Linked DNA regions of Mus musculus: region 1 is linked to region 2. Evidence: chromatin loops called from intact Hi-C (ENCODE). Cell type or tissue: heart. All regions are shown on one strand. Each heading gives the region's core, and the rest is flanking DNA. Links, peaks and the distances in the headings are about the cores only.

Region 1 (11,898 bases), core at 5,788-8,287, 59 kb after region 2:
GCATCTCTTGGGAGCTAGAGGCAGGAGAATCTGAAGTATACGGCCAACATCAGCTACACTTTGAGTTAAGGGCAGCCTGGGCTACGGGGCCCTGTCTCAAAAAAAACAAAAGTAGGGGGAGCGAGGATGGGGAGGATAGCTTAGTGAGTAATAGTAGTCTCTGCCAACCGGTAACCTAAGCTGAATCCCCCGGGCCCACGTCGAGGAAGGAGAGGAGTAACCTCCCCCCCCCCCCCGCCCCCACTGTCCTCTGGCGTCCATGCACAGTGTAACCCACACACACATGCACACGCACACACAGTAAGGAAATGTAAAAAAAAAAATTATTTTCTTGAAGACAAGAGCAACCTACCTTTTGTAGATACTTTTAAAATCATGGAAAGGTAACTTGATTTGCAAACTTTATGTAGACATTTAAAACAAGATCATTTTAGATGAAAATTATTGTCACTATTACTGTGTGTGTGTGTGCGCACACTGCGTGTTTGGATGTGCATGCTGTGGTATGCATACTGAGGACAGAGGACAACCATGGTAAGCGTGGATTCTTTGTTTTGTTTTTTTGTTTTTGTTTTGTTTTGTTTTGTTTTGTTTTTTGTAACCTGGGTTTTCCAGGCTTGCATGGCAAGTGCCTCTACCCACTGAGCCATCTCCGTGGACCAAGACAATTAATTTAAATTTAGCAGAATACAATTGAATTTAAAGTAGAAGGAATTTAAGTAGAAGGAACTTGAGAAGAATTTCTTATCTCAGTGTCCCTTCACAGATTGCTGGGAAGGTCGGAAGAATTTCTTATGCCTCTCAGCTTTTGGCGGGATCATAGCCCGATAAGCCCGTGATGTCATACAGATATTGTAATTGTGATCATTGAGTACAGTCGACCTACCAAGGTAGCTTAGCCTGGTCTGCCTTTGCTGTGCTGTTGCTTTTCAGCTAGCATCTTCATTATCCTGCTCTAACCTCCTAAGAGCTGCCTGTACTGGGATTATATAGCTCCGGTACGCTGGCTCCCCACCGCCTTTAACATCCTCAGAATACCTCAGTAACCTCTTGGTGAGGAGAATCATCTAACACAAGCCCGTTTTGTAATGAAATGTCGAGTGTCTCCTGTAGACACGCAGGTGAGTATTTTAGTAGATACAGTGGGACGCAAAAATACAAACCACAGTACCCCCAAACACTGGCAACACTGTGTGCCTCGGAGTGCTTGCTGGCCTCATCAGCATGTGACAGGGGACTGTGGGTCTCAACACTGCCCAGCCTCGAGAGAACACAAGCTGTGAGCCTGGGAAAGAGGCCAAATCGAACTCCAACTATGGTTTCTTCTCAATTTGTATCGATTTCACACCATCGTGTAGTGGGACTGTTCCCAAATCATATAGTCATAAGTCAGCGACTGTATATATAGAAAAAAAATTGAAGCACCCAGGACCACTTTGGGATGATTTGGTACAACCTGAAAGGCCCCCTTATCCATTGGCAAGACACTTAGTGTTTGTGATAACTCCAGGCTAGCTAGGCCTTGTTTGTGTTTCAAATATTTATCAGGTGACACCACATCCTGGGCATGTGATAATAAAACAAACGAAGCTCCCTTCCTTGTTCACAGTCTAGGAGGACAGATGGCTTTCTGTGCAAATAGAAGATAGTGTCACGGGAGCTGCAGAGTGAGGGGACTGGGATTTGGTGAGAGCGCATGGCAAACCGAAGCAAGCCTGCTCTCTGTAGCGGATCGTCTTGGTAGTGTAGGCTTGGTAGTACAGCTTTGGTTGTCAGAGAGTGAACAGGAGCTGTCCAGGAGGAATGAGAATATTCCAGGTACAGTACAAGGATCTGTGAAGTTTGGTGAAGTGGCTAGGATTGGGGTGGCAAACTTAAGCCAGAGGTTTGAAAATCCAGGAGTTAACCACAAATCCGTAAATCATGAGGCATATAACCCCGTCTGTGTAAACAGTCACTGGTCAGCTCCAGGCATCAACGGCTTTGCTGAGCTTATATGCAGTTTTGTATGCATGTTTTGGGTAATCTATTTATTTATTTTGCTTGCCTGTTTGTCGTGAACATTGTGAAGCTTGATCTGCAGTCACTTTCTCTGTGACTATGTTTGGTTTATAGCTGATTGCATGTTCTACAGTGGTCCCGTAACACTATAATGGTGGTAAAAAGTAGTCCTTTGGCTTAGTGATTCATCCTAGCTGGTAAGTAGCACAGTGCACCGCATATGCTTGTGGTGATGTTGATGTAGAAATATAAAAGCTCATGGGGACTCTGCATATGTGCAGCATACTGTTTTATAGGAAACTTTAATATTAAAAAAAGAATGTGCCAGGCATGGTGGCGCATGCCTTTAATCTCAGCACTTGGGAGGCAGAGGCAGGCGGATTTCTGAGTTCGAGGCCAGCCTGGTCTACAAAGTGAGTTCCAGGACAGCCAGGGCTACACAGAGAAACCCTGTCTCGAACCCCCCCCCCCCCCCAAAAAAAAAAGAATGTTCTACTTATAAAGAAATTTCTGTAATGCAGTATGCTGTGTCCTGGCTGTAGCAACCTTCTATACCTTGCATTTAACACATCTCATGGTTGAATAATATGACTAGGTTTCTCTAAATACACCCTGCTGATTGCACAGCTATGAAATTGCCTAGCAATGCATTTCTCAGGCTGTGATCTTGCGATAAGAGTACCTAAGAGGTGGTCCTTTGAAAATTACCAGTATATATTATATTATTATAAGCCTTCGTCTTCATGCTGTTTAGGTCCTGTCTTAGTTAGGGTGTTATTGCTGTGAAGAGACATCATGACTGTAGCAGCTCTTATAAAGGACAACATTTAACTGGGGCTGGCTTACAGTTTCAGAGCTTCAGTCCATTGTCATCGTGTGGGAAGCATGAGCGCCCAGGCAGACATGGTGCTAGAGAAGGAGCTGCGAGCTGTGCATCTTAGTCTGCAGGCACCCAGAAAGAGACAGGATGTTTTACACTAGGCATAGCTCCAGCATTTATGGCCTTAAAGACCCGCCTCCATAGTGACACATTTCCTCTGACAAGGCCAAGCCTCCCTCAGCATTCAAACACGAGTGAATCTATTGGGGCCAGACCTATCCAAACCACCACAGATCCCCAGACTCACTCATATTGTATAACTGCAACTCTGTAACCTTTGGCCTATGTCTTTCCTCCTTATCCACCCCAGCAATTTAAAACAAATCTTACACATTGTTGCCAATCTTATACATCTTTTACCATTTACTTATAAATGGTATTCATTTCCAATGGCTAAAGCTTCCTATTCCTATGCTATGGGCATGGTGGAATGAGAATGACTCCCTAGTTATCATTTGCTACCTAGCCCTGGTTTCCATTGCTGTAATGAAATACCTGGGATAACCCCCTTGAAGGAAACAATGGCTTATTTGGCTCACCATTTTGTAGGTTCCAGGACAACGAGTTGCAAGGCGGCTTGTGATGAGGCAGCCCACTATGGCAGAAGCAAGAATTCTTACCTCATGGCCAGGAAGGTCTTCCACAGTTCTCGTGGGCATGCTAAAGAGTTCCCAGTATGGCCTCACCTTGGAAAGGTTCCACCACCTCTGTCAGCACCATCTTAAGGACAAATGCTTTAACGCACAGGCCACTGGGACGTTTCAGATTCAAAGTATAACACCTCATCTAAAGGATTCATTTAGTTTGTAAACCAGATTTTCAGGAATATAGCTGTGGGGGTTTGAATATGCTTGGCTGTTGGAGGAGTGGTCTTATTGGCGGAAGTGTGTCACTGTGGAGGTGGGCTTTAAGACCTTCCTCCTAGCTGCTTGCAAGATAGCCTTCTGTTTGCCTCTGAGATGTAGAGATGTAGCAAGAACTCTCAGCTCCTCCAGTACCATGCTTCCTGCCTGCCATGATGATAATGGACTGAACCTCAGAACCTGGAAGCCAGCCCCAGTTAAATGCTGTCTTTTATAAGCATTGCCTTGGTCATGGTTTCTCTTCACAGCAATGGAAACCCTACCTGAGAAAATGGCTTTTATTTTAGTAGCACGTTTGTCCGTGACTGTAGTCCCTTTACAAGTATTTTATAGTTTGCCTGGTGTTCCAGCCTTGGCCTCCCCAGATGACGGACTGTAAGCGGTAAGCCACGTAAGTGGGTTCTTTCCTAAGCTGGTTTTGTTCAGTGTTTCATCACAGCACAGAAATAAGGGCAGTGGGGGCCGGAACCTATGCTTGGGTCGCAGTCGCCCTTCCTGATGCTCTACCTGTCCTCTGTGTCCTTTATCTACACTCTACCTTCAGCTGTGTGTGAATCTCTGCTGCTTTGCCTGTAGTTAGGTGCTGTTGAAGGCGTGGAGAAGCTGGGCATGAAGCTCCCTCGTTAAGGATCCTGATTCCGTTATGTTTTGGATAGCTAGATCTGAATTCCCAAGCCTATTTCTTTTCTTTCTTCTTTCTTACTTATGGCAAAACAATTAAACAAACAGGCAAACAACACAACAAAACCGTAAAAACAAAAACTCACTGTAAAGCTAAAACAAACAAACAAACAAATGTAACAGGAGCTCTTTTCTCTTGAGCTTAAGTGGAGCTGTACTGTTACACATAACACTAGCACTTGGCTCTCCTGTAACTGGTGTTTTGCATTTAGCAGTGCGTACTCAGGGTTTGGTCATGATGCATCCTGTATGAAGAGTTTTCTCCATGTCCCTCCTCCACACACTCTTAGATATATCGGGGTCTTATTCAGCCCAAACTGGCCTTGTGCTCTCACCTCCCAGGTACTGGCGTTAGAGGTCATATCACACCTACTGTGTGTGTGACTGGAGATGGAGCCTAGGGCCTCCTACACACGTGCAGGCCAGCATTCTGCCAACTGAACTACGATCCCTAGCCCAGAATTTCCTTCCTTTTTAAGGATGAATAGTACTTCATTGTATAGACACACGAATGTATTCTTTGTCATTATGGGTTCTTAGTTTGCTTCTCTACCATGCTTATTGTGAATGCTGCATGCAGACACTGCTTTGCCGTCCTGATTTCAGTTCTCTCTCCATCCCACTTTCCTCCCCCCTCCTGTCCCTCTGTCACCCTGTTAGGTTTGAAGTAGCTTCATTGTGCCTTACTCATGGCTCGTGGTGGTGGTAGTGGGTTCTCTTCTGCCCAGAGAACAGCCTCTTAGTCTCTGTAAAGCTTGTATGTATTCACCCTGTTTATCACAGGTTGGCCGTTTGTCTTGCTGAACCGGGGGCCTTATTTTTGGCCAATAACTTAGAGAATTATTTGGGAGAGAACTTGACAGTAAAGGAAGCCCTTCCCCGTGTCACGAGGAAGTGTTGGTGTACTTTCACATTTTAAATGACTGTATACTTTTCATGCCAGGACTGAAAAAAAATGGAAAGGTTGGGTTTTCTGGATTTTTTTTTCCATTTTTTATTAGGTATTTAACTCATTTACATTTCCAATGCTATACCAAAAGTCCCCCATATCCACCCACCCCCACTCCCCTGCCCACCCACTCCCCCTTTTTGGCCCTGGTGTTCCCCTGTACTGGGGCATATAAAGTTTGCAAGTCCAATGGGCCTCTCTTTCCAGTGATGGCCGACTAGGCCATCTTTTGATATATATGCAGCTAGAGTCAAGAGCTCCGGGGTACTGGTTAGTTCATAATGTTGTTCCACCTATAGGGTTGCAGATCCCTTTAGCTCCTTGGCTACTTTCTCTAGCTCCTCCATTGGGAGCCCTATGATCCATCCATTAGCTGACTGTGAGCATCCACTTCTGTGTTTGCTAGGCCCCGGCATAGTCTCACAAGAGACAGCTACATCTGGGTCCTTTCAATAAAATCTTGCTAGTGTATGCAATGGTGTCAGCGTTTGGATGCTGATTATGGGGTGGGTTTTCTGGATTTTTAATGAGATCAAAAGCAGAGTTATAAAACAGAGTGAGGAAAGGTATTTCTACAGGTCAAAAGCAGTACATATATATACTATATATATATGTGTGTGTGTGTATATATAAATATATAATATGTATTATATATATAATATATATTATATATTTAGCTTTGAACATGGCAACTTTGTTGTCTAGGAAAGAATAGTCCATTTAGCCTTTTTCTTTTTTTTCCTTTTTTGGGGTGGGGTGGGGTGGGATGGGGTAGTATGGGTGGAGCAAAGGTCACACTCTGTAACTCAAGCTTAGCCTCAAAGTTATGGCAGGCCTCAGCAACCCCCCTCTCCATGCTGTAGTTATAGTGTTAGCCACTGTACGGGTTGTATATAAGTCTGATACTGTAATTTAAGGAACAGTTTTGCCTTTTTGTTTCTCTCTTGTTTGGTTTTGGTTTTGATACAGGTTGTCAATCCCTAGCCTAGACTGGCCTGAAACTTTTAGGAATTCTGCTGCCTCAGCCACCTGTGGCCAGTAACTATTAGCTTTGGAACTGTCCACGGGACTCCTTTGGCCTTCTTTGCCCACACAGCCGTTGTTATGTCTCTGACTTCAGCTTTTTACCTTAGAGCTAGCGGGCTGCTGTGGGTACAGTGGCTTCAGCTCACCCCAGGTCAGCGTGAGCACTCAGCTAGGATTTTATTTTTCCGCTCCTCCTCCTTCTTTTTTCCTTCTCTTCCTCCTCTTCTTCCCTTTCCTCCTCCTCTTTGTCCTCCTCTTCCTCCTCCCTCTGATTGGATAGATAGATCCAGATCTTGTGACTTACTTGTACCATAGCCAGAGGCCCCTTCGGTGCTTTGCGATGAGTCATTTCCTAATCAGTGCCAAGCCTTGGGCCTGGAGCTCCCTGCCCAGGGGTGGGGACAGCAGGCCTGTCTGCAGCTGGGAGGAAGTCCTTGTTCCAAAAGAGCAGGGCAAGGGTCTTCGGGAGGAATAGGATGAATGGCCTGAACGGTCCTGAGGGTTCTACCCATGGGGGTGGGTAGGGCACACCCTGTGTCCCCTAACCTGCTGTGGCCATGTGGATTCAGAGTGACTGCCAGTGTCTTAGACAAAACCCAAGAGCAAGGTAGCATCTCAGCCCTAGGGGATTTAACAGGTTATCTGGGGAGAGTCCCGGGTTCCTTATCAGAACGGAGGTAGAGGGTGGGCTAGGCCTGTGCGCTGCAGGAGAGGAAGCGGACACAGGGTCAGGGTTGCTAACTAGAGTGACTGGGCCAGGGGCTATTTAAATCTCTAGTGCAGAAGTTCCCACTGGATTGAGCCAGGAAGGGACGGGGTGGGGCCAAGGGTTAAGAGGCTTGGCTGTGGGAAGAGAGGGCTGTGGACACTGAAAACAGCCGACCAGGCCTGGAAATCCTGGCTGCCTGGACCTCAGCTGAGAGGTTCTTAGTGCCTTGGGCAGTCGTTTGGGCCTGCATTGGTTGTAAATGACTGGGGTTTGAGTGAAAGAATCGTATTTAATAAGTTTGAAACAATACCGAGGATGGTGTTTTTTGGATATAGACGCACATGTGGATTTTATTTCCCATTTTGAGATTGGGTCTTAGTAGCCCAGGCTAGACTACGCCAGAGCTCATGACCCTCCTGCCTCAGATTTCTAAGACCCAGGACTATAGTGTGCATTGTAACTCCTTGCTAGTTAATAGCTTTAATTGTTTAGTGCACCCACTCCCACATCCTCAAACTAAGTATGCAGCCTTATCTTACACAACTACCAGGTTAAGCTTATTACAGTAATTTCTTCATTAAACCTAAAACAACTCAGTGGTTTTGAATGCTGTTGCCTATCAAGTAGGTCTGTTCTAATATTTTTGAGCAAGGGAACCCCCCCCCCCCCCAGTGCCTTTATGCACCGTGCTGAATTTATTGCTTGGTTCTCTGTTTCATACAGGTTCCATCCCAAGGTAGTTACTGCTTACCTCACTGATTGCAGAGCCCTACTATGTCAACTCATTTTATTAACCTCAAAGCAGGAGAAATGATAACCTTTACAGAGTATGGAAGACTGTCTTAAAACACACCCATTTAAATGCTGCCTTCCCCAGGAGTTCTGGATGATTGAGTTGACTGAGCCCACAGGCTTTAGCTGTAATTCAGAGAGGAAGGGCGTGGCTTCCACCCCACACTGGAGCCCTGTACTCTGAGAAGCCCGTAATCTGGTGAAGGGGCTTTTACCATCAAAAAGGTAGGTGAGGGCATGACGGCTGTGGTGGGAGCCAGGGGAAGTTCCACATCCAAATGGCAGTGCCGAGTGGTGCGCCCTGACTTCCGAGAAGGGCTGCCGGGGTCCTGGGGGTTACCAGGAGACAGAACATTGAGGTTGGCTGCAGACCCCATTGTGTGTTAGAGAATACTTGGGTCTTAGAGACAGTTCGGCCTCGTCATCTTCGTGCTGCCCAGGGTCATCTTTCTGAGCCGGTCCTCGTGTGTCTTGTCTTGTATTGTTTTGATGTCCCTGGGTGCTTTGGGGAATTGAAAGGCTAAACTGTGTATTTTCTTCTGTCAGACTTTACTTCTCAGGGCTGTCATTGTGCCTTGATCTGACAGTCCCTCCACCCTCTTAATTACCAGTGGCATGGGAAACCAGATCCTCCCTCCTGTGAGAGTTGTATCCCAAAGGAGGTGAATTGGCTGGAAGGCTGGATGTGGGAGGAGGTGGAGGTTGGGACCTCTCTGCTGGACTCCGGTGAGCTTAGTCCCTGGTTGTGACAACTCCAAACGTGTTACTAGGTTCCTAGCTGTCTTCTGGATGAGTTTACAGCTTGTGGCCTGTCAGGCTGCCCTAGTCTTGTCTCACCAACAGTGTTTTCTCACCCGTGCCCAATTCAATTTTATCATGAAAAGGAAAAAAAAGAACATTTTATCGGATGGTGAGGACGTGGATAGAGGGCAGCCCAGGCCTGAGGGAGAGGCCTTTTCTGATAGTCCAGTGTTCTGGAAATCCATGGGACTTTCTGAGCCATGGCATGGACTTTACCATTATGTTTTTAGCAGGTAGAATTAGCAGACCTGAAACCTGCAGTTAGAAATAGCCTTGCATCCTGGGCGCCTGTTGTGTGATGCATAGAGAGGCTGAGATCCAAGGGGCATTTGACCTTAAAGGGGCAGCAGCACTGGAGACCCAGGGAGGATGTCAGAAGATCCAGGAGGAGAAGAGGCAACAGGCCATGAAACCGTCCCCGGGAAGTCGTCTGTGTTAGGGGGAGGCTGAACCGCTCATCCGGAGAACTCACTTCAGGGGAATGGAAGGATTTGTGAGGGAGACGCAGACTCCTGGGTTCCAGCTCCGAGGATTGGCTGTGGGGCCTGAGAATGGCCACATCACTCTGGATACAAGTGAGGAACACTAACAGAAGATGATGACTCAGGCAAAGGTCTCCCACCCCAGGAGAAGGAAATTAGGAAAGAGATAACCAAGTAGAACAGGGTCAGGGGGAAGGTAGAGAGCTAAAGGAACCCTTTAGAGTGACAGCAGTTAGCAGTGCCCGGTGGCCATCCCTTCCCACATGGCAGCCATAGGCATAATCGCTCTTCCCCTCACCCCCCAAGGGCTTAGGGTGGGTGTGTTCCTTACAGATGCTTTGAGTTGCTGCTTCTCACCTTTATCTCCTGCCTGCCAGAGCAACCAGGTTTAGGGACAGTTTATTCAGGACTTAAGCAATGGCCCCTTCTGTCTCTAGTCTTGTCTCCCTGGGGCCACAGCTTGCACTATTCTAGTGATCACCTGATGAAGTTACCATTCGCTCTGCCTTTCTCACTTCTTCCTCAGGCCTGTTTGCTTTTCCTCTTCTCATCTCCTCTGAGATGTAAGTTTCCCCAACCCGCCCTCAAAAGGACAAAGTAAACACCCAGGCAATGGGTCAAGGGTAGTGGTTCTCGATCCTGGCTGCCTAGGAGAATCAGTAGGTCAGGCTGACGAAATGCTAATGTTTAACCCTGTAGCTCTTCATTCTTCTGAACATCAGAATTATGAAAACGCTCCAGGAAATTCGAATGGGTGTTGGGGATGGAAAGCCATCTCCTTGTGGGGCTAGCAAGGTGCCTGTCTCAGAGAAAAGAAAGTTTTGCAAGATTTGAAATGGAAACTAATGCCCTTTGTAGCTGGGCTTGGTGACACAGGCCTGTTTTCCTGGGTACACAGTAGGCAGAGGCAGGAGGATCTGTGCCCAAGAGTTTGAGAGCAGTATGGGCAATGCAATGCAATACCTCCCCAAAAAAGAGTCCTTTGCCAATCCAGCTTCAAAAGCCAGAGGAATTCCCTCAAAGGTCTCCTCCTCCCTCCCTCCCTGCTAGCCAAGCCTGGTTTCTATTAAGCTCAATTATTCAAGCCCTCAGGGTACAACATAAACCCAGGCTTGTTTGGTTTGTTTTAGGTCTGGGGTACTGTTCCCCTTGGTTGCACTTGAGTGTGACTTGAACCTCCTCATGAACTGTGGCCTCTGTCCTGTTGTTGAACCTCTGGCTTCTAGTCAGTGTTATTCAGAGCTGTAGACCCCCCACGTAGCCCTTGGACTGTCCCAGGGCCCAGTGATGACATGATTTGGTTCATGAACATGTACAGTACAGACCTTGTTTTATGGTCTGAGGTGGCCGGGCTTAGGATACTTCTTGGGAAGAAAAAGTAGGATTTTGGATCACTACTTCTGTTGGATAAACAACTTTGAAGTGTATTCAGTTTTGAAAGATAGTGGGGAGCAAAGATAAGCCCTAGTAATTCTATTCAACAGCAGTAAGGCGTATGTGAACCTACGACCTCACACATGCTAAGCAGGCACTACCATTAAGCTCTAGCCCCAACCCATTTCCCAGTTTTTACTTAGAGAATAAGTAAATATGTTTGTTGTTGTGTGGTGGACCGTGTGTGTGTGTGTGTGTGTGTGTGTGTGTGTGTGTGTGTGTGTGTTCCAGGCAGGCCTTGGACCTGTGATGCCCTTTGATACCCTCCAGCTGAGTGGCATCTTCAGGCCTCCTTCTGTTTTCTAAGAAGTTAGTTGGAAAGCTGGGTGTGGTGGGTTGTGGGTGTAATTCAAACCTTTGAGGGACAAAGGCGGGAGGGTCGCTACTAGAGGTACAATGGTCTACACAGTGCATTTCAGGCCGGCTAGGCATAGAGATGCCGGCCTGAAAAACCAAAGCAAAAACAAGCAAAAATGGAAGTCAGTTGGAAATTAGGTCTGGAAATTAAATGTTAGGGAAGTGTGGGTAGGGCCCTCAGGTTCCCTAGACTTGAGTTTCAGGGTTCCTAAAAATCCTATCAGGACTGATCCATTTTATCGTACTATATATTGTAGAGAAATATTATATGACACTTGATTATATTGGGTATAAATACTGTTCTATGTACTGAAAAGATTTTTGAATGGTGAGGATTTGAAACAGATTAGCGAAAAGCTCTATGTTTTTTTGGCGAATCTAAGGTTTGTTTTGGGGGTAGAAGTCTCAAGGCCCAGCTTTTGTTGGAGTACATTAGGCAGTCCGCTATCGTTATAACTTCCCCAGTACCACGCAGAGCTCCTCTGGTCTCCTCGGCCTCTCCTCCTCCTTACCATAATTATAGCAGAGAGCCTTAAGACCCATGTAGGACCAGACATAGAACCTGCTCTCTGTGATCGCATCGCCACGAAAACAAGCTGTAGGGACTGTCAGCCGCTAAGGAAGCTCCTTCCCCTCTGGCCTCTGTCATTTCTACGGCTGCCTTTGTTGTCCTCTCAAATTCAGAAGGGATGTTTTCCCTGGCCTTGCCGGAAACAGTGGTACAGGCCGGCTGCTCTTGGTGGGGCAGAGGCCAGAGAACAAGTGTGCTGTGTACATAACCTGCTGCAGGTCTCATTGGGAGGGTGCACCAGTCTGACGGCCTCAGGCCCACGATCTGTCTGGTGTGGAACCCAGTGGGCATCCTTTGATGTTTGTCTGCCAGTAGTGGAGGGCACACACGGGGAGTGCGTGTGCCTTCTCAA
Region 2 (11,898 bases), core at 5,850-8,349:
AGCAGGAAGCCCATGTTGGTATCACAGAGTCTTCCTGCTTAGACTTCCTCATCTGGCAATGAGCCACCACACCCAGCCTGGTCAACATTTTTCTTCCATTCAGTATAATTCCCTAGAGATAAATACAAGTCATATGCAACAATATCTCATGTATGTATTAATTTCCCGGACTATTCATCCTTTAACAGGCATGAATTGTCATCCGCTATGAATAGAGCAATTATGAGCATTTTTGTGTTTAGATTTTCCTATGAAATCAAGTCTTCATTTCTCCGGGATAAACGCCCACAAGTATAATTGCTGGGTTCTACGGTAGTTACATGTTTAGTTAGTTTATTTATTTTTAAGGAACTCTGGAACTGTGTTTTCAGAGAAGTGATGTCATTGCATACTCCCAGGAGTGATACACGAGTGATCTAATTTCTATGCGTGCCATTTGATTTTGAATAATACTTTAAACACAGCTTTCCAGATTAGACCTCCCTTCATGGATTCTTTAGTCAACAAAATTTAGGCCTTTAATATCTGGGTAGATTCCCAGAGGTGGGATGGGGCACGGCAAATTGAAAAGAAGATGAAGAGGCAGAGGGCACACCATCTAATTTTAACGCTCAGTGATTGCTGTCTTATTTTGGGTCCCTGACATCTTGTTTTAACTGGTTCTTATTGTAATTGTACCAGTAATCTCTTTCCTTTCAGGTAATCTTTTCAAAGCCACTGAAAAGCTAGAAGAGCAAGAGGCAATAGATTAGCTGTGAACGCAGAAGGAGGTTTAGAAAGAGCTTGGAAATCATTGAAAGGTAACAGGGTTTTAGCTAAAGCTAAGTAGTCAAATCCATTTTCACCAAGCAGCGGTCTTCAGGGCAGATGCCTACGTAAGGGTGACTCCTTTAACACAGCCTGGTAGTTTAATATCTCCTGATAATTACAGAGTGTCCTTACTTCTTTTAGGCAAACATGACTCCTGCTACAGCCCTAGAAAAAGACATGACACACATGAGGAAGACAGAAGCAGGAGCTGGTGTATACACAGTGTCTGTCTCAATTCTGAGGTGTTAAGAGCTTTAATAGACTGCTGCATGGGCAGAAAGAACTTCGAAGAGTTCCATTGTCAGTGCCAAAATTATTTCATTCCTTATACTATTTTATATTAATGTTAATCACTAAAATGTGAATACTAGCTTCAAATGGGTTTCTAACTATACAAATCCTGTTGTATACACTTCTATTTTAGCATGCATCCTTGTCAGGGTTTGTATTCCTGCACAAAACATCATAAACATCATGACCAAGAAGCAAGTTGGGGAGGAAAGGGTTTATTCAGCTTACACTTCCATACTGCTGTTCATCACCAAAGGAAGTCAGGACTGGAACTCAAGCAGGTCAGGAAGCAGGAGCTGATGCAGAGGCCATGGAGGGATGTTACTTACTGGCTTGCTTCCCCTGGCTTGCTCAGCTTGCTTTCTTATAGAATCCAGGACTACCAGCCCAGGGATGGTACCACCCACAAAGGGCCCTCCTTCCTTGATCACTAATTGAAAAAAATGCCCCAAAGCTGGATCTCATGGAGGCATTTCCTCAACTGAAGCTCCTTTCTCTGTGATAATTCCAGCTTGTGTCAAGTTGACACACAAAACCAGCCAGGACAGAATGTGAGTTGCTACTGCCTGTACTACATACACTGTCTTTTTAGTGTCAAAAACTCTCCAGTTCTATTTAATTGATTACCTTCACCAGTAATACCAGCAGCCTTCATCCATTTCAAGACTGGGTTTTGTGACTGTCAAGGTGGGAAAAGCAAACTGATCATTAAGGTAGCATTTCTCCATGACCTCTCACACCCTCCTTTCCTGCCTTTCTTTTCTCTATCCTTTCTTCCTTTTTGAGCAAGCTCTTCCTGTCTAGCCCAGGTTTGACTTCACGTCTCAGTTCTCTTGGCTTAACCTCCAGGCGCTGGGGTGATGGTTTGTTGTGTGCCACTGTTGTTCAGTAACACAAGGCAGTTAAAGTCCCAGGCTGGCCTCAAACATGGCTGCTCTTCTGCCTTCGTCTTCCAAATGCTTGTCTTGTAAATGAAGACCACCAGGTTCAGATGCAAACCAGTTCTGCCTAACACCTGTTCTTCTAGAGCTGTAGAGGTTCAAGTTGAACCTCTACATGATCTCCCTATGATCTCCCTAGCTAGCATCTAGGCTTGCCGTTTCAGAGGACTGAAAGGATAGTCGTCGATAAGGAACAGAAAGAAGATAGTGAGGCTCTTGCAGACATTTCCAGCTAGGATTTCTTACAGGAAACATTTCCTCTACATTAATATATTATTTAAGAATTTCCAAGCCAAAGACTGGGTGTGTTTGTGCATGTCTTTAATTCCAGCAAAGACATGCAGGTCTCTGTGAGTTCCAGGACAGCCAGTGAGACCCCGTCACCAAAATAAAACAAAACAAACAAGAAAAAAGAATTTCCGGGCTAGGTGTGGTGATGCCTTTGATCCATGCACCTGGGAGACAGAGACAGGTGGCTCTTTGTAGAGGTCAGTCTGGTCTACATAGAAGGTTCAAGGCCAGCCAGGGCTATATGATAAGACCCTGTCTCAAAACAAACAAACATAAACAAACATACAATCTATATGTTGATTCGCACAAAATGAGGTACATCAGTATAGGGTGTATACTGTATTTTTTTTTTCTCTTTAGCGCTAACATGAGAGAAAAATCATATTTTTGTACATGGTTCCTGCATGCTACTGTTTTTGAGACAAGAACTACTAATCTACCCCCAGATGAGACCCCCGAGGACTTAGTTGGTGTTATTATCTACTACTGAATCACCTTTAAGTCACGATTCCTCAGAGTGCACATGAGGACATTCTGCATTGTTCTGATTATTCCGAGTATACTAGTTTCGGGTAACAAGACAGGAAAAGCACCTTGTCTATTAACTAGAAATGAGCCTTTACAGATTATTTTCCAATTTATTAATTTATAAATCTTATCTTATTTATTCTTCAAATGGACCTGTCTGGCAGGGAGTCTACATCCTTCTTATTTTGTAGACTAAGACCGCAGGCCAGATGAATGGCCCATAATCACAACACTGCAAAAGCTAGAGCAGGGACTTAGATGCTATGATTCCGACTTCAGCACCAGTTCTTACAATGCTTGGCAGAAAGGGGAAGCCATATTCCTAAGGAGGAGATGTGAACTATACCTTTAATACTAAAAATTAACAGGCTACTTTTATACTATTATAAAAAGAGGATGCACCAAACGTTAATTGGAGTGGTGCCCAACTGTGTTACCTTTTCTGAAAAAAGAGAATTCTGTTTCTGTCTTCAGATCACATCAGGGAGGTTGAGGCAGGAGGATCCGATGCTGAAGGCCAGTCTAGGTGACATAGCAGCAGCGACAATAATAGCAACACAATTAGTCACCCTGAATATTATCTTAAGCCAGACTTTTCCAGGACTTCAGCTAGTCTCAAATTCTTATTACATTTATTTATTTACTCTCAGTGAACAGCTTGTGGGAGGAGGTTCTCTCCCTCAACTCTGTGGGTCCCAGGGATCCAACGCAGGTCATTAAGTTTGGTGGCAGATATCTTTACCAGCTGAGCCATCTCTCCAACTCCATTCCCATATCTTATATGGGAACGTGAACCCCTGAATCTCTTTACCCCATTTTCCCCCTCACTGGATTTCTTGCCAGCTTAAATAATCCACTACCTACCCCATATTGGCTGAGTTCCTACAACATTGCAGGGCATGCACTACACCCGAGGGGTTTATATGTCTTGTGACTCCTTTAATTTGATAGCCTGGCTAACTGAGCCAAGCAATGGATTTCTGTTTCCCCGGACGCCTGTTTGCTATCAGCCCGTATGACCATGGTGTTAGCAAACATGTGTGACTATGGGTCACTGCACATGGAGGGACTCTATAGGAGTATTTCATTTCATTGCTTTTCCCGACTGATTTCCAACTATACCCAATTTATTTTATTATTCCCCGGTGTCTTTATATTTTTTCTTTCTCAGAATGTTAAAAAGCGGAGGGGAAAGGATCTAACCGAGGGAGAAGATTGGGCTCTGTGAATATTAAAAGACCCTCCTAAGAAGTGTGCTTAAACTTGGATTTCTTACCTTATTAAGTTTTAAAGTTTCATCTTGGCTTTTGTTCTTAGGTTTTAAAACGTAAACTTTTTACTTCTTACTGTGTGTTCTATACTACGCATACCATAATAAACACTGGCCAGGATCCTAACTTAGAACTGATTTAAAATAGAAGTCCTTAGGAATCTGACCAAGGGGGCGTACACTAACACACACTCACAAAGCACATTCTTTTCTCATGCCTTCCTCAGTCCATTGCCCTGGGCAGTAAATTGTATGGTAAAATAACCAGTTTAATACTTGCTGTTTTCTTTCGGTCTGCTGAGAAAAAAGCTACATTGTTGGCAAAGTGACAGAAACTTTAGAAATGGAACCCAGTATATCACATATATATTTAAGGAATGTGTGTACCACATAATATCTGTGCAATCGACTGTTCTCTCTCTCTCCCTCTCTCTCTCTCTCTCTCTAAACATGCAGGGAATTAGTGAGCTTTTAAAACTGGGTTTGTGGAGAGAGACCCAAGAAAAGCAAGCGGTGATTCTTGAGCTTCTGGATATACAAAGTTGGCGAACAACCAACTAGAAGCACCTTTTATTATTTTATTTTTAAGGGAAAAGCAGATTTTAAGTACAAAAAAAAAAGCATTGTTTGGACCTGTGTTCAGCTAATACCTTACATATTAAATTGCTTAGAAAAGTCTCCGGTTGTCCTTACACAACAGACCTTCATGAGCCCCCCCCCCCCCACTCAAGTTTTTTTTTCTTACTCTGTTTATGTTTGGCCTTGGCTTTTTAAACATGTATCATTTTCACCCACAGCTTAAGACACCTTTGATGTTGGTGGTACTACATACTGTATATAATAGTAGCCATTTAAAGCCAGAGATCTGATTGTGCTTAATGACATGTAGTTGGGATTATATAAATACTACAGGAAGGAGGGGAAACAGGGTCCTCCTGTGTACACACTTTAGACTGCTAGCTCTCTGCCTGTGTAGAATGGTAAGGGTCCCCAAACAGGCGGGGATGAAATTACTTCAGTGTCCTTGACTTCTGAAACTATAAAACCAAATCCTTTCAACCCAAACTAAAGATGATGCAAGAAATTAGCATACCTATTTTCTGTGCTTTTTCTACTTGTTACTTCAGGCAAGTTTGAGGGAAGAGAGAGAGAGGAAGAAGCCTAATTGCCCTCAAAGCTCAGTTTAAGCAATTTTATTAAAGTTTGGAAAGATAACTAAGGATAGTCCAAGAAGAATCTACAGATTCACGAATTTCATCCACTATCTACCCATTTAAACCACTACAAACAGGGGCTGGTGAGATGGCTCAGTGGGTAAGAGCACCCGACTGCTTGACTGCTCTTCCAAAGGTCCGGAGTTCAAATCCCAGCAACCACATGGTGCCTCACAACCATCCATAACGAGGATGACAGCTACAGTGTACTTACATATAATGAATAAATAAATCTTAAAAAAAAAAAGAAAGAAAGAAACCACTACAAACAAGCCAGGACCTGGACCTGCTTGAGTCTTTAGGAGTTTCTCTTACATCTTATAGTATTTCAGACTGGACGGCTGGGTTTTTGTCTTTTGTTTGGGTCATTGTCTTATCCATGTAGTCTGACTTTGTCATCCGTGGTTGAAAGACTGGTCAGTTTTACACACTGTTTTTCAAGAGAAGTTAATCAAACACCAACCTGGTTTTTAACAACCAGCATTGGAGGTGGAGGGGGTGTCTGTGACCTTCCTGGCTTACCAGGAGTCCTTACTTGCTTTGAATATTCATGTCATGATTTGCTTGAGTAAAGGCTGGGATATGTTCGCTGCATACTTATAAATATAGTGATAATCAGGTCTTTGACTATACGAGTGAAAAATACCCAACACATTCGAACCATCTTTTATTTATTATGGAGAGATAGATTGAGCAGCCTTTTGCTTCCTGTCACTTTTCACAGGAACTTTAAATGCAAACACCATTCTTGCAGCTATCTTTATATTGGGAAGCTCTATGTGAGGTTGAAGTTTTTATAGGGAAAGTTGTTTAAAACACAGTTGTCTTTAAAGGCAGGTTTGCCACAGCAAAGGTTAGGGGTTGGCAATAAACCCATTTATAGCAACTTCTGTATTCTTCACTCTCCTTACACGGATGGGCGGCCTGTGTGCAATTCCTGTTGGAATTTCTAGTTGATCCTTCTGCAAAGAAAGGGGGCCCAAAGGGCTTTTGGGAATAGAGAGGGCTGAGCCTTCTACATATAAATTGGCTGCCTGGATTCCTGGGAGGTTGTGGAGGACCCAGGTCTCCCAGTTCCCTAGGCCATTTTCAAACTTCTGTTCTATTGGGAATAACAAAACATTTTGGGAACTAGGGAGTTTAATTTACTGCCACCAGCCTACTTAATAATAGCATCTTTGTCTGTTCTTCCTCCAGGACTCCTCCTCCTGACAAGGAAGCTAGCCGCTGGCCAGTGTACTTAGCCCAGACAGTACTGCTAGCCACAGAGTTCGAGGAGGGAGGACTGCCCCTGACTCTGGGCAGTCACTGATCCCCGGAACAACCCCAACTTAACTTTCCAGAAAGAAAAAGGTGCAATGGGCGAGATGCACTTTCCATCTTTCTCAGCTCATTTTGGAACAAGAAAGTGTATTTGTTTGTGTTTAGTTAAGCGAGGGGAAGAAAAGCCAACAAAGCCACCCTAAGGCATCCGCGGAAACTTCAGCTTGGCTAATTGCTCCCATATGTCCTCCTCGGATGCTTTCAGAGAGCAGCGCAGACCGAAGGCCGAGCCACTTTACTGATTCTAAAACGGCTAAAAAAAGGAGGAGAGGGCTAATCACACTTCTGATCCTGTCCCACTGGGGTCCAGGCGAGGCCCCAGGGGAGCAACCTTCTCCCGGAAAGCTTAGCTTCCCGCAGAGGACATGCTGGGTGAGGAGGGGGCGAAGGCGCCGGGAGGAAAGTTGGCGTGCGGCGCCCCAGCGGGTCCCAGAGCCGGGGCAGCTCCGGTCGGGAGGGGCGCGGGAGGCACAGCCCCGGCGGGCGCGCACAGGGAAGGTGCCTTCCGGAACACGCGCAAGGGCGGGGACTCGCGCTGCCAATGAGGTCCCGGTGTGGGCCGAGCGAGGCGCGGGGACGGGCCGGAGCGCTGCCTCCGCGGTGGCAGCTGCGGGAGCCCGGCTCGGGAGCCGCAGGAGCCGCAGCCGCCAAGCGCCCAGCCCTCTGCGCCCTGAGGCTCGGCCCCCGGGGTGGGAACCGCGCCGAAAGCTGGAAACTTTCCTGGCAGGTAACTCTCGCTGCCGGGGCGCCGCTGCCGGCCCCCGGGAGTCCGCAGCGGGCGGGGAAGGAAGGGTCCCGGAGAGCAGCCTGGGAAACGAGAGCCAGGCTGGTGGGAAAGTTTCGGGACGCCCCCTCCTCCGCCGGGCCCAGCGGGAGCTTTCCCGGAATAGGCGCAGGCACGCCGGAGCTCCCGGCCTGGGGCTAGGCGCTGCCGGGGAGTCGGTGCAGGCCGTTTCCTGCGCTCCCGGAGGAACGGGTTGCAGCAGAGCCGGGCTAGGGGGACATTGGGATCACGCGGCGCTCAGGACTTTCCCAGCCGGCCCTTGCCCGCCTCTTCGGTCCCTTGGCTAGACAGGGCCTGGGCTGCGCCGGGCACCTGGGTGGGGGGAGTAGGGGGACGTGCAGGCGGGGCGCCTGGCACCGCGGGGTCTTGAGTGTCGCCGCGCGCGGGTCGCCAAGTTCCCGGGAGAACTTCAGCGGGGGTGGGGGTGGGGTGGGGAATCGTATCGCCCACCGTGAGCTGAAAGTGTGTGATTCGCTCCTGCAGGCTGCGGCTCGCAGATGCAAGCCAATTTCTTTCCCTGGTGGTGTTGGTGATAGGGTGATGATTTGGGATTAGACCTTGAGGATTTTTTTTTTTTCTCTTCCTTTTAGTAGTGCCAGCTAAATGAAGGGTCGTGTCAAGTTTGCGAGTCCCCTTGTCCTTGGGCGACGAGTAGTTACTTTGGAGGCATTATGGGGATTCAGGTTCTTCCTGGAGGACTTTTGGGTGTGTGTGTGTGTGTGGGGGGGGGCCCTTGGGTTCGGCGCGGCCGCTTTCCGGAACGGCTGGCGGGGAAGGAAGCCCTGGGCATTGTGTAGCGTGTTTTCAGTCAGCAAGATCTCTGGACTGGAGTTCCCAAAACTTACTTGACTTATTGTGTAAAGGCTCCCGGAGGAAATGCGGCCATGGCCAGGTAGAAGAAACGCGGTGCCGCGGCCGAGGGAGGAGGACGCCGAGCTGTGACAGTCTTCTTCAGGCTGCCTCGGCTCCGGCTTGGCAGCCCCAGATTCTTGTGCCTGGAGTAGTGGGACCGGTCTGAGTAATACAGCTTCCTGCAGAGTGAACTCAGGGTGGTGAGGAGAGCACCTTCATCTTGAACTTGACCCCCGGAGTAGCGTCCTGGCGGGTTAAAAGGTAAAGGCAGGCTGAGTCTTAACCTGTAAAGGAGTTCAGACGCCGCTAGCTCCTGGTTCAAGATCTTTCAGGAAAGGACTCAGGGTGGCTGAGGTCGCGAACTCTAGAAATGCCAGACTCATCAGACTACGAAGTTAGTGTGCCTGGGGAGAGCAGGAGAAACCTGGTTGGCTGGCACAGAGGGTTAGTTTTTCTTTGTGGTGAAAAAGAAGGGAGTCTTGCGTCTCTGCTTACACCAGATCCGCTACTCCCCTCCACCCACACCCCCTTCCTGGGTCATCCTTATCCTGCCAGGCTGGCACTCCAGGGATGGGGGAGGGAGGAAGAGAAGAAGCCGTTGTGGAGCTTCTCTGGGCAGCCCGGAGGTATTTCAGATCTGCTACTGGGAAGAGTTCTGGATTTTAACAGCTGCTTTTTGATTGCTGGGAATGAAAGAATTTATGAGCGCCTGAGAGAGGTGCTCATTATGGTACTGTTCTGCGTGCTTTGCTCATCTGGGCTACTTAAAGAGCTCACAGGGACTTCCTTACAATCTGCAAAGTCTGTGTCAGCTGGAATGCTTGTGGGTGTCAATCAAAAAGCATCATAAATAGATCTTGGTGCTTTTACAATGAAAAGCATGCCAAGCCAAGGAAGTTTGGCGTGTGACTGCGTTAGAGATTCCTTCGTAGACCTTTTTTTCTTACCATCCAACTTGATGTTTCCAGGCTTCTTGACTGCTGTGATTGGACAGTGAGGGAAATAGTGTGATTGGACAGTGAGGGAAATCATTGATTTTGGTGGGGGTGGGAAAGTCCAGAAATAAATTTAAGGTCACTTCCATGTTTCTGTCTTGCAATTCTCATGCCACGAACTTAACTTTTGCTGGAACGCCAAAGTATTGATTTTCTTGCTTTTTTGGTTTAACCACCAGAATGTCTAAATTATCATAATTCATGTTCATCGTGGAGCTAAAACATAACTGATTCGTAGTCAGCCCTTTTCTGCTTCTCATAACAGCCAGAAGAACATTTTGTCTCTTTAACCACATGCAATTTATTTGATGCCATAGTCGGGTTTTGATGCCTGGTGATCGAGGGCACAGTTTTAGAGACAATGGAATTACTTTGACTAAATCATCCATTTTTAGACAACTTCTTTTCTGGGTTGCTGATTAATTCTTTATCTCCCAGAGAACATTAAAAGCCCTGTCCCTGGGCTAGTAGAGCTGTAATCCATATTATAATGAGGTTTGTCTGAATAGCTGGGAGGGAGGTAGGTCTGTTTTCACCAGGCACTTCAAACTCAATAGTAAAGATCTTATTTCTGTTACGTCAAGAATTTGCTAGTTAGAAAAATGGATTTATGCTCTTGTCCAATGTATATGAGGCCTTGTTGAGGGAAGAACAAACTTTTATTTTTATTATGGGACCTTTAGTTTTAACTTGTGGGAATAAATGTATAAATAAATTTATAGACACACACACACACACACACACAGGGGAATTGTGTTAGTCTCTAGAACGGGTTTGTTCTGAACTGGGCCTTTGTTTGCTTGTGTGTGTGTGTTTGAGCCAGGGTCTCACTGTTTAGGCCAGGCTGCCCTCAATCTCATAGAGATCAGCTTGCCTCTGCTTCCCAGGGGCTGGAGTTAAAGCTCTGCACCACCAAACTGGGCTCTGAACTGTCTTTTAAATGCTTGTTTTAGGTGTAGAACTACCTCTCCCCCAGTTTACAGAAGGGTTTGGTCTATAGGGCTGTGAAGTCTTTATGGGATTTGGTGTCCTCATGATCACTCCCGAAATGGAATCACATTGCACCCTCGTGACTGCAAGAATTGGAGAGATCTAGGAATTTTGGAGCCTGGGCTGTATTGTTAGAACAGTGTAACGGCAATCGTAAAGGGCTTCACTGCATATTTTATCCCTAAACCTCTCAGTTGAGTAAACCAGGGCCCAGGAAGTTAGATCAGTTTGCCTGATGTCACCTGTGACGTTGAACTTGAGCCCAGCAGGTCCCCGGCTCCCCATTCCTTGCCCTCTATCTCTTTTAATTCATCTAAGTCACCTGTGAACTCGCTAAAGCCTGACAAACAACATGTGGCCGTTTCTCACAGTGTTTCATTTATGGTTATTTTGGTTCCAGAACCCTGGGGTTTATATCTCTGCTTTGACAGGATGGATTAAAAACAGCTCTCTAATAATGATAACTAAACATTCCCTGTAGGAGAGTTTCAGAAAGTCACATACCTCCAACTCATCATTTGTTTTCTTTCAGTTTCTTTCTTTCTTTCTTCCTTTTAATCAAGTAGGCTTCAGGGCCTAACATGATTTACAGTTCAGATGTCTATCAACTTAAACATAAGGATAAAAACACCATTTACCTCTCATCTTGGCTTCTGTCAGGCTAAGCGCGAAGCCTGTCTGAATATCCCTTTCTTGGAGTCCTGAGCCCTTCCTATCGACAAGTGCATAGATCAATTTCGAGCCGCTTCCCATGCTATGTAGGTCTCCTTTTATGCTCCTGGTTAAGTGGTGAAGAGGTAGTTGGCTGCAGTGATACATTTCCACTGTTTGCTGTGTTCCCATCTGCCAGTTTAGGAGTACTAAGTGTAGCTGGGCCCTTAGTCTGGAAGCTAGGTTTTATTTGTCTTCTTGGTAGTGCTGATGACCAAATCTAGGTTTTCGGACATGTTAAACACATGTTGTAACACTGAACTACACCCCTGGTCTGTGAACTTTTAACAGGTTCAAAAATGAAATCATATTCTAGGATAGCAACTTCTTCTTTACAGCTTTCATTTCACTTCTCGTCTGATCTGCACGCATGCGTTCGTGAACGTGGGTGCATGTGCTACTGTGCGTGGAGGTCAGAGGACAGCTTCTGGAGTTCTTTCTTTCTACTGTGGGACCCTGGACTCGAACTCAGGTTGTCAATCTTGCACAGCAAGCCTCTGAACCAAGGAGACAGCTCTTTTATGCTGAGGAACTTGTCTGTGTAAGGCATTTATTTATCTGTTGGTTTTGCCAGAAAGTCTTACTATGTAGCCTAGTCTGGCTTCAAGCTTGCAATCTCCCTGCCCCAGCCTGCAGTGTGCTGAGGTTACAAGTATGGGGTTCAAGTATGAGGCTTCAGACACAGCTCTTAAAACTTACTCTTGGAGAGGGGTGGCTTTGCAAAGTAATAAGAAACGGTGTTTCAACTCAGAAGAAGTTAGTATCTGTTGACTGGCCAGTCTGAAATTGTTGCCCTTTCCTTGAGAAGTGAAAGCAGAAGAGGACACTGGGAAACATCATTTCCTAGTAGTGTTGGAAGGCTGTCACTATCCAAAAGGGACAGAAACAGAAAGTGGGA

What was found. Hi-C counts contacts between places; a loop is a spot of excess contacts. Peaks named below come from ENCODE experiments on the same cell type or tissue, not always from the same donor. Only the 100,000 strongest peaks of a DNase experiment are listed, where the experiment ranks them.
Region 1: a loop joins it to region 2, with 3 times the contacts of the local background. A loop is called at or near these places in 6 of 42 quality-filtered maps.

Annotation. Positions count from the first base shown.
Region 1 is chr2:59,663,753-59,675,650 of GRCm38, forward strand. All of the region lies in intron 2 of Tanc1 (tetratricopeptide repeat, ankyrin repeat and coiled-coil containing 1), which reads left to right. Among named protein-coding and RNA genes, the nearest start is that of Tanc1, 58 kb to the left of the region's middle. In heart, for the core only: no CTCF peak of the experiment used is centred there; DNase peaks (open chromatin) are centred at 6,779, 7,189 and 8,119; H3K27ac peaks cover 2,126 bases.
Region 2 is chr2:59,604,802-59,616,699 of GRCm38, forward strand. Tanc1 (tetratricopeptide repeat, ankyrin repeat and coiled-coil containing 1) reads left to right here and starts at 7,241. Exons shown (of 27, transcript NM_198294.3): 1 at 7,241-7,395. In heart, for the core only: no CTCF peak of the experiment used is centred there; DNase peaks (open chromatin) are centred at 7,200, 7,650 and 8,320; H3K4me3 peaks cover 2,100 bases; H3K27ac peaks cover 2,283 bases.